2 separate regions of the Homo sapiens genome follow, and region 1 is linked to region 2. A link is an interaction called in ENCODE POLR2A ChIA-PET data of the cell type or tissue named here. Cell type or tissue: OCI-LY7. All regions are shown on one strand. Links, peaks and the distances in the headings refer to the core of each region. The heading gives the core; the rest is flanking DNA.

Region 1 (5,379 bases), core at 302-5,301, 74 kb after region 2:
AGGAATGAGATCATGTCCTTTGCAGGAACATGGTTGGAGCTGGAGGCCATTCTCCTCAGCAAACCAACACAGGAACCGAAAACCAAATACTGCATGTTATTATAAGTGGGAGCTAAATGATGAGAACACATGGACACATAGAGGGGAACAACAGATACTGGGGCCTTTTGAAGGGTAGAGGGTAGGAGGAGAGAGAGGATCAGGGGAAATAACTAATGGGTACTAGGCTTAATACATGGGTGATGAAATAATCTGTAAAACAAACCCCCATGACAAAAGTTTACCTATGTGACCTGTACATGTACCTCTGAACTTAAAAGTACACAAACACATATGCATGCACACACACACACACACACACACACACACACACACACACACACAAATAAAACCTTCCGACAAAGGAAAAAAACCCACAAAAACCTTCTCCTCCTTTCTCCACCCGGATAGTGAGCATCTTGCCAGGGAGACACCTTGTTGTATTTACCTATAGGATTCCCCTTCCCTGGGCCTACCACAGTACCTGGCCCGCAGCAGCGGCTGCTGGTTGGATGCTTATTAACTTTATCCTGGACACTCTCTGGGAAACAAAGGCTGCTCCACAATAGGACTTTCCAAAAATGTTCTGAGAAAACACAGCCCCAGTGGAATCAGCACAGAGCTTTCTAAGGGGGTAGGCTTTGAAGAGAATATTATTTATTTGGATGGGTAAATTCTGGATTGTTTGAAAAACAAAAACATAATACTGGCCTCATTACTTTTTTCGTCATTGCCCCTTTGTCTGTGGGTAGAGTGCTTTTGAGAGATTATTGGTTGGAACTTTAAAAATAGGCCAGTTGTCAGATGTCTTGGCACGAAAACATATCCCAGTGGCTTTCTTTAGGAATTTTCATAAAGCTAAACGTCTCTCCTTGGAGAGGGCTGTGTTGATCACCATCTGCTGAATACTCTAAAGAGGTCGGAGAGCAAACTTGCTCCCAAGCTAGTGGAACTAGCCAGTGGAATCCAGATGTCAGTAAAGTGGGGAAGCACTTGTTTGTTGGGGGGGAAAATGGAGTGGTTGGTAATGGGAGCAAAAAGAGTCCAAATCATTTTTTCTGGACCCTTCTCCCAATTCCCATCCCTATCCCTACCCATCTGTCTTTGACTTTATCAGTGAGAGTCATACCAGCGTCCTTGGGTGGTTTTGTGGGTCAGGCAGAGAGAAGGGTACAAAGATTGTTGGTGGATTCCAAATGCCAGGTGAAAGGGGAAGGAGAAAGTGCTAGCATAAAAGCTCTGCCTGGGACCCGGCAGGCTGCTCTGGCACAGCTGACTGTGGCAGCAGCTCTGTGGTCTGGGCAGCCCCTGAGTAGCCTGCTAATTGTGACTGGCTTCATTAGCATTTTGGGCAGTGGCCCCGAGCAGCTGGGCTGCTGCTGTCAAGAGTTGCTTTGCAGATGGAAGACCTCCTTTTCTGTCCTCTCCTCTTGGCCCTCATTACTATCTAATGCCAAAGATACAGAGTGGGGGTGACTCTTGGCTTGGGTTCTGTGGGACCCTGAACACACGAGACAATCCTGATGGGGGGCGGTCAGGAGTGGGGGTGGTTACATTCTGAGTTTCCCGGAACAGCTCTGCAAAACAGCTCCCCAAGGGATGTTGTCTAATTCGTCTTTGCATTTCCAGTGCCAGCATGGTACCTGCCATATATAGGCAGCTGCAGTTTAAAAGGCTATGCTCTTTTCTGGAACCCTCCAGGGCTGCAGGGATCTCTTGTATGATAATGTCACTATTTGCCATTTCATAGGGGCTTAATCATTGCTGAACCCTATCAGAAGTGTGAACCCTATCAGAAGTGCTAAGCCCATTTGTTTTTTCTTGCCAGAGGCTTGGGCCTGAGACTTGGTATGGCTTCTACTTTGGGTGTATTTCTCCTAAGGAAAACGTAGGGCAATTGGGAGCTTTATCCTGGTTTCTTTTTAAAAATAGTTGTTACAGACACTCCCTTGGCTGGTCCTGGCAAAGACTCTTGAGGTTGTAGGAGCTGCTCTTTCCTCCTCCCCAGACACCTGGGGAAGTTGGTGAGCTCCTTGAGGAAACTCGGAAGCAGTATCTTTTTAATCTTTTTACCTCCATCCCTATGGTCTTGAGTAGAGAGCCACACACAAAAGGCCCCTGGACAATGAGGAGCAATGGCGATGCTGCCCAGCTAGAGATCCTTCCCACAGTTGGTATCTGTGTGGCCCCTCTGTGCCAAGCAAGGCCACAGGAGGGCAGGAGGGCACTGTGTCTCTAGGTAAGTGCTCCCTACAGTGCTGGAACTGCTGGGGCTGCAGTTTCATGGAACCCCTCAGTTTTGCCAGCCTCAAGTTGACAAGTGCAAAAGCAGATGTGGTTTCTGAGCTCATTCATGTTCCTTTACAGCGGGCAGCACCCTTGGTCTCAGTGGAAAAAGCTGTTCCAGGGACAGAGGGTAGAGGCTGTTCCTATGTTGGCCTCTGAGCTGGAGGCTGGAAACAAGGGATCAGGGTGTGATGTGGGAGGGCAGATGGCACAGAAGACTCCAAACCCTAGTGTTCCCCTTTAAGGCCCACTTTTGGTTGTTTCACTGTGGACAGTGGGTGAGATTTTTGTTTTCATCCCGAGGATGGAAGCCATAGACTCATGACTCTGAAGAGCTCTCTTATGAATAACTTACGGTTCTATATCTCATGGTGGAAATATTTGGCAGCATTCTGCACTATTTCTGCCTTCTCTTCTTGACCAGATTTTATTTTGTTCCACTCTGATCTTATTTTGGCCCAAGTGTAAATGACGCTATAGAAAGATTCCTTTTTTAAATATTCCTTTTTGCTCACTGACTACAAATATACAGTACTAGAGACCCAAGGCAGCAAATGACTTGTGCCACATCAGTGAGGCAGGACGTTAGTCCCTGCCAGCACCTGGTGATGTTACTCCCTGGAGGTTCCAGATTATAGCATCCCAGCCTGAGGCTTGAAGACCCAGGGGACTTCTGTTGTCACAGCACAGTCAAATCCTCTTGGCAATAACTCACTCTCCCTGCACGTTTTTCTCTACCTCCAGTTCTGCTCTGTCCCCTCCCATTGCCAGATAAGTCAGCCATATGTGGCCCCCAGGGCACAGTGGCATGTGCACACTTGGCACCCCAGGACAAGCCTTAGGAAAAACGGACACACACCTAAACCCTTTGGGATGTCCTTTTTCGACATTGTGCACAGCTACACATGATCTTTCATGAAAGAATCCAGATGGGAGACATGTGGCAGGAGATCTCCTTTTAGTGCCAGATAGGTACAGAGTCCTCTGGTCTTTAATGAGTTTTACGTTGTGTTATGTCTGTGCTGGGATGGAGGGCACGTTACACCGCACGCTGACGCAGTTTCAGGGCCCCAGAGGATGCACAGAGGCAGGGCAGGAGCTTTGGGTTTTTCCCACTGAGCTAAAGGGAGTTTGGGGGCTTTGATCCTTTTGAATTTCCCCCATTTCCCCAAAGGTCAAACTCTGGACTTGACACTTAACAAGAAATGCTCCTGGGAACCCCAATCTAATAATGGTATCTCAGTGAACCCCAGGGAACTTTTCCACTTCTTTTTGAAACTGACTATGGCTTCCCTTTCAATCTATACTAGACATGTCCAGGAATGAAATTAGGCCCACTGGGTGACTAGGGAGTTGGAGACATTCTTCAGCCAGCCAGAGCCTCACTGTTGATTCAAGAGCAGATGCTTCTGTGATTTGCCCCCTGCCCATCCACCCCCATGGCCTCATTAGAGCAGACAGAACTGGTTCGGAAGCCTGCTGGCCCACATGGCTTTCCCTTGGGTTCTGCTGAAGTGCCCTGGTAAGCCTTTTAGGGCGGGGGGTCGCTTTATCTGCCATTCCCTTTCCTTTAGCAACTTGCCTTGTTAACCTGGGGTTGCTTTCTGCAATAATGTCTCAGGTTGGAATCTTCATCATCCCCCTCCTCTTCTCCCTCACTCTTTCTCGTTTCCTCCCCCATCCTCAGTTTCTTGTCTTGCATCACATTCATTGGCTCAGAACCTTCCTCGTGCTGCCCCACAGCTCACCGCGGCACCCAGCAGCCAGCCGCTTCATTTCCCCAGCTCCAGAGCTTCATGGATGAGAAAGTGGAATTTTTTTTCCTTGTACAATGTTGTGGAGCTTTTAATTAGTTAACTCATGTGTCCATTTTATAAACAATGAACTAAACACCTGTTACATGCTGAACATTCCAGCCCAGCAAGCCCTGGTGCCTGCCCTTGAGGACGTGGAGGTGTCACTGGTCACAGAGACATGCAGTCAGATCACAGAGTCGTTGGGTAGAGGCTGCAGGGAGGCCTGTGAGGGCAGGGTCATGCCGTGTGGGTGCAGACAGGGAAGAACAGCTACTGCCCTGGAGCCTGCTGGGAGGCCCAGAGCTCATCTGTGGAGGCTCTGTGGGAGAGGGGACAGTCAATAACATCTTTACTGTTGAGTTGGACTTCAGTGGCTGGACAGGGAGGGAAAGATGATTCCAAGTTGAAGGTCCACGTGAGCAATGGCCAGGAAACCCGAGAGAATGTGGCGGGACCGGGAAATGGTGAGTGGGTCAATGTCGCCAGGACTTAGGGGCAGGGGTGGGGCAGAGCGGGCATGCGTGGAGCCAGGGTGCTGAACACTGAGCTCAGCACGAGCTGAATTTTGAAGTGCCACATTCTAAGGAAATTAAAACATCCTGTGGATGGCAAGAGGACAGGTTGAGTTTTGAAAGGGGCGTCCGCAGATGGAGGTGTAGGGAGGTAGCTCTGAAGACAGGGACTCTTGGATGAATCTCTTACTGTGTTGTTCCCGTTGAAGGGCTGTTTCCCTCTTGGGGCAGAGGCCAACTCCTTCATTCCCCAGCTTGGCTTAAATGTCTACTCAGGCATTCAAAGGGAAAAGGAAAGCAATGGTTTTTCCTGACCCCATTCCACTCTCCCCATGTAGGACCTGTGAGTTGGCTGATTGTGGGTTCAGCATCTGCCACCCTGGGAATGTTGACCCAGGGGTGTGAACGGTGGAGCGCTGGAGGCAGGCAGGGGCCCTCCATGATGGGCAGAGCAGCTCAGTGGCCTTGGCAGATCTGGACTCTGGTCCCACCTGTGTGCCTCTAGGGACGTCTTTGGGGCCCTCTGTACTTGGGTTTTGTTACCTGTAAGTTATATATGAGTGACTGCTTAACCTTCTGGAGTCTCCATGCAGAGCAAATGAAAGAACATATGAGGATATCATTTGAAAAGCACAAGGCCTGAGATCTTTGCATGCAATCATCTGCATTTCGGTAGCTGACCTTTCCCAGAGCTGGTTCACCAGTGTTCTCTATTGTGGAAAGGACCCTGTGCCTGAGAAGAAGGG
Region 2 (5,379 bases), core at 251-5,250:
CCAGGAGTTTGATTCTAGCCTGGGCAACAGAGTGAGACCTTGTCTCTACAATTTATTTATTTATTTTTGAGACGGAGTCTTGCTCTCTTGCCAGGCTGGAGTGCAGTGGAGGCTGAGGCAGGAGAATCACTTGAACCCAGGAGGCAGAGGTTGCAGTGAGCCGAGATCATGCCACTGCACTCCAGCCAGGTGACAGAGCGGGACTCCATCTCAAAAAAAAAAAAAAAATTAGCTGGGTGTGGTGATACATGCCTATAATCTGAGCCATTCAGGAGGCTGAGACAGGAAGAGCACTTGAGCTAGGAGTTCAAGGTTGCAGTGAGCCATGATTGCACCACTGTACTCCAGCCTAGATGACAGAGTGAGATCCTGTCTCAAAAAAAGAAAAAAAGAAAGAACATTGGAGAATTTAGGTTGAAGTGGACTTGCCTTGGATTCCAAGGGGCTTTAGTGACTGAATTGCCGCATGCAGGTCTGAGCCAGAAAGGACTGCCCCCCTCAGGCAGACAGGAATTTGTGTTTTACAAATTTTCATCTTTCTTCAGTCAACTAGCTGAGACTTCAGAATAAGGTTTATTGCCAATTGTCACAAAAATAAAATTATAATCGCTAATAGCATGAATGGATAATTACTGCTAAATTAATACTAATTTTTACTGTAGCTGATAATAATTTTTTAATTATGTGCTTAGAATGCGCTGGGCACTAAAATAAACAAGTTATACCCATTATCTCATTTCCTGTTCATAATGATCCCCTGAAACACATATTACCACTTCTATTACTGAGTAAACACGTATATTCATTGATTCATTCAGTCAGTGGCTGGGGATGCAATGTGAAAGCAATAGATTTTGTTGATGTCCCACCCATATCCCTTCCCACAGCGTGGACTCATCTCCAATGGCCATGACCATTGGCTGCTACTGTTCACAGCTGCCTCTCTTCTCCAGAGAATTGCCCTTGGCCAAATGGTAGCTGCTTCACATGGGAGGGTACTCTCCCTGCCCCACCTAGGGATATTCCGAAAAATAATGGAAAATGTCTGCAGCCCATAGCCAATGACTCACTGACACATAGAGGTACCGACTTGGCTCCCTTCTTGCCTCGAGGTGGGACAAACCCTGTGGTGTCGTCATGTTCTGGGACTCGGCTGAAGGGACTCGGCCCCATGGGACTCGGCTGAAGAAACCAGTCTCCAGCTAAGACGACAGCCTTTCCCTCACATCCTTCCCTTGTCCTATCTTCCCTCCCACACCCGTTTCTCTCCAGCATACCTTGTTCATAAATGAAGTGCTGCAGACCTTGTCTTACGTTCTGTTTCTTGTGAACTCCACCTACCACATTGGAATGAGTATAGACTTTAGTTCCAGGCAGACCTGAGTTCGAATATGTTGTGGCTGTGTGATCTTGAGTAAGTCAATTAACCTCTCTGAATTCTATTGTTCTGATCAATTTCTAAAAATGAAAATAATATAACTGAGTTTCATTCATTCCTTCCTTCTTTCAATAAACTTTAACATTAGCCTCTGTGCTAAGGATATAGAGACAAAAAAGGCGCAGTTTCTGCCTCCAGAGGTACAAGATTTTCTAAAGATTATAACTTCTCATTAGAGGGTGGTGAAAACAACTTTAGTGGATCCGACCAGCATTATGAAAAAAAAAATCTAAAGGAATGAAAAGAAAGTATCTGAGTGCCTCACACTTAATAAGAGTAAGTTCCATGAAGAATTGATTCGAATTTATGATCCTGTCTATGCATAGATAGAATCTATAGAGTATCTATGTCATATCTATCTCTATAGATACTTCATGGTAGACCTGAGGATATACTGAAAAATAATGTAAAATGGATCTCTTTCTGGCCATCAGATTAAAAAGGTTTGAAAGCTTCTTGTCTACAGAGTAAGAGCCAGTGAGAAAAGGGGAGATTTTATTCCAAAATTTGTTTTTAATAATGAGGAGCTTACACACATGCATTTTGTGTTTGTACACATCTAAGTAACCTCATAATAAAAAGTAATTTGTCAGTACTGGGAGGCACTTTCTCAAGAATACTTTTCCTTTAAAGGTGGAACAGTGAATTGCTTAACCTTGTGTTCTAGTTGTAAATCCACTCTCTTAATCATTTTTAAATGCTGTGGTATTCATTTCAGAATATTACTCAGCAAAATGAATCAGTGTAGAAGACGGTGTGTATAGTTCAATTTTTTGCTAAGTGTGTAGATTTATGCAGAGAAAAGAAGACTGGAAGTCTCTATGACAATATTAAGTGTTACCTCTGTGTAGCAGGATTATTGGTTTTCTTCTTGCCTTGCTTTGTTTTTAAGCTTTAAGCAATATATTAAAGTTTTCTGCAACATATTAAAGCAGAATATATTAAATATATTCAAAGAGAATTAAAAGGTAATGTGTGCTCTCTAGATGCTAAAGCTGTTACATATTACATCATTTAATCATCACAACAATCCTACCCCATAAGTACTACCATTCTCTCCATGTTTACAGATGAGGAACTGAGACTTTAAGAGATTAAGTAGGCTAGGCACGGTGGCTCACGCCTGTAATTCCAGCACTTTGGGAGGCCGAGGCGGGTGGATCACCTGAAATCGGGAGTTCGAGGCCAGCCTGACCAACAGGGAGAAACCCCGTCTCTACTAAAAATACAAAACTAGCTAGCTGGGCATGGTGGCGCATGCCTGTAATCCCAGCTACTAGGGAAGCTGAGGCAGGAGAATTGCTTGAACCCGGGAGGTGGAGGTTGCAGTGAGCCGAGATCACACCGTTGCACTCCAGCCTGAGCAACAAGAGTGAAACTTCATCTCAAAAAAAAAAAAGATTGAGTAAATTGCCCAATGTCATAGAGCTATGAAGTAGAACAACTATGAATCAAATGTTGTGGAGACGTGCACTGACCACACTATTACAAATTATAAGCTTTTTCCTAACCTGCCCTTAATCTCCCTGTACAGGGAATTACCATTGCTTTTCTTTTTCTACATCAACATCTCTTATCACTTTCTAACATACTATATAATTTACGTATTTATTATACTTATTCTTTTTTTGTATCCCTGAAATCACTGAGCTTCAAATTATGTTTATTATTTACTACACTCTTCCCCATCTAGAATGTAAACTTCAAGTGGACAGATTTTGAGCTGGGCACAGTGGTATACACCTATAATCTCAGCTACTCGAGAGGCTGATGGGTGAGGATCCCTTGAGCCCGGGAGTTTGAGACCAGCCTGGGCAATATAGTGTCTTTTTAAAAAAACACAGAATTTAAATCTATTTTGTTCACGGATATATTCCTAGATGCTGAGATACAGGCCTGGCACATGCCTGACATTCATTTAAATAAATATTTGTTGAATGAATGCTTCATACCAAAGTTAATGATCTGAACTACTACAATGACCTGCATCCTAGTGTATAATAAATATGAACGCTTTTCAAAGGTGGCCCCAGGATAACCGATGAGCATGGATCAGGGCTGTGGTGACAGATGCCTGTGGGTCCATGAAGATGACGTGGGTTGTGAGAAAGAGCAGGTTCTGGACTCTTCCATCTCTTCCTCCAGCTCCCAGCCCACCCACACTGGTTCTTCTACCTGGCTCCTTTTGCTGCAGGGAGCTGCCCAAGGTGTCCCTGACTATACCCCTGATGATGATAGCAATGAGCAGACGGGGGCTCTGCGGGAGTGGTGCAGCCATAGCAGGATGCTGGGCATTGGGGTTCAAAGAGTTCAAAGGCGTGAAGAGCTGTCCCAGAGAGGTGACCCTGAGAGACATCATTTATTGAGAGTTTACTCCAAGCCAAGCATAGGGCTACATGGGCTTCATATGTGTTGTTTCCGATCCTTACAACAACACATCAAAGTGGGTATTATTGTCTCCGTTGTGCGGATGAGCAATCTAAGGATGAGAGAAGTTAAGTGCTTTGCCCAAAGTTACACAGAAGCCAAAACTACAGCTGAGCCAGGATTTGAAACCAGGCATCCCTGACTTCAAAGTCCTTATGCTTTTATACCATCCAACATTGAGAATATTGCTGTCTCGTAACATCTTAACTTGCCACAATTTAACACATATTAGGAGCTCAATAAATATGTCTTTTAAGAATGAACAGATGGATGGATGGATGGGTGGGTAGACGAGTGGTTTATGTAGCTGTCCCTTGAACTATAGCACTCTTTGTTGACTTTTCATCCATTTCGAGGAATATTTGGCTCTGTATATGTGAAAGAATACAATTTTTCTTTTTCTTCTTTCTTTCTTTTTTTTTTTTTTTTTTTTTGAGATGGAATTTCGCTCTTATTGCCCAGGCTGGAGTGCAATGGTGCAATCTCAGCTCACTGCAATCTCTGCCCCCTGGGTTCAAGCGATTCTCCTGCCTCAGCCTCCGAGGTAGCTGGGATTATAGGCGCCCACCACCACGCCCGGCTAATTTTTTGTATTTTTAGTAGAGATGGGGTTTCACCATGTTGGCCAGGTTGGTCTCGAACTCCAGACCTCAGGTGATCCACCCTCCTCGGCCTCCCAAAGTGCTGATATTACAGGCATGAGCCACCACGCCTGGCCAGAGTACAATTTTTCTAAACAAAGGAACACTTCATCAAACTAAATATTATCAATAACAATTATTTAAGCAACAACATAAGTACTTCATGAAATCAAGCTATTCTTTCAAGTAATCTTTAATTGCTCATTATAGGCATTTAGAAAACATGAATTGATTGTATTTATTGTTTATAATCAAAGGAGAAAAGGGGGACTATTTTCTCTGCTAGCAGTGAAGGAGTCACAGATAGTTATGGTAAAAGGACTTTCATAATCACCTTTCTAATGCCCTCATTTTATAGGTGAGTTGTTTGATCCCAGTGAGAAATGCATATGTTTAGGTGGTTGTTTAATGATTACTGTTTTGTGTTTTTTTTTTTTTTTGAGCCGGAGTCTTGCTCTGTCACCCAGGCTGGAGTGCAGTAGCGCAACCTCTGCTCACTGCAAACTTCACCTCCCGGGTTCAAGCAATTCTGCCTCAGCCTCTGGAGTAGCTGGGACTTACAGGCATGTGACACCACACCCAGCTAATTTTTGTATTTTTGGTAGAGACAGGGTTTCACCATGTTGGCCAGGTTGGTCTTGAGCTCCTGACCTCAAGTGATCCACCTGCCTTGGCCTCCCAAAGTGCTGATATTATAGGTGTGAGCCACCGCAACCCGGCCTATTCCATTTTTTTTTTTGATGCAGGGTTTTGCTATGTTGGCTAGGCTGGTCTCAAACTTCTGAGCTCAAGCAATCCTCCTACCTCAGCCTCCTGAGTAGCTGGGACTATAGGTGCATGCCACCATGCCTGGCTTATTTCATCTTTTACTAT

The links. ChIA-PET counts read pairs that join two places held together with the same protein. Peaks named below come from ENCODE experiments on the same cell type or tissue, not always from the same donor. Only the 100,000 strongest peaks of a DNase experiment are listed, where the experiment ranks them.
Region 1: POLR2A ChIA-PET joins it to region 2 with 5 read pairs; 3 of 35 experiments call an interaction of 5 or more read pairs at or near these places.

Annotation. Positions count from the first base shown.
Region 1 is chr1:226,684,575-226,689,953 of GRCh38, reverse strand. All of the region lies in intron 2 of ITPKB (inositol-trisphosphate 3-kinase B), which reads left to right. Among named protein-coding and RNA genes, the nearest start is that of ITPKB-IT1, 12 kb to the right of the region's middle. RefSeq lists enhancers at 857-1,356, 4,423-4,924 and a silencer at 2,219-2,268. In OCI-LY7, for the core only: CTCF peaks have their summits at 2,056 and 2,259 (motif pointing right); DNase peaks (open chromatin) are centred at 1,313, 2,283 and 2,963; H3K4me3 peaks cover 2,376 bases; H3K27ac peaks cover 4,053 bases.
Region 2 is chr1:226,758,295-226,763,673 of GRCh38, reverse strand. No RefSeq gene overlaps it. Among named protein-coding and RNA genes, the nearest start is that of ITPKB, 22 kb to the right of the region's middle. In OCI-LY7, for the core only: a CTCF peak has its summit at 520 (motif pointing left); no DNase peak of the experiment used is centred there; H3K27ac peaks cover 543 bases.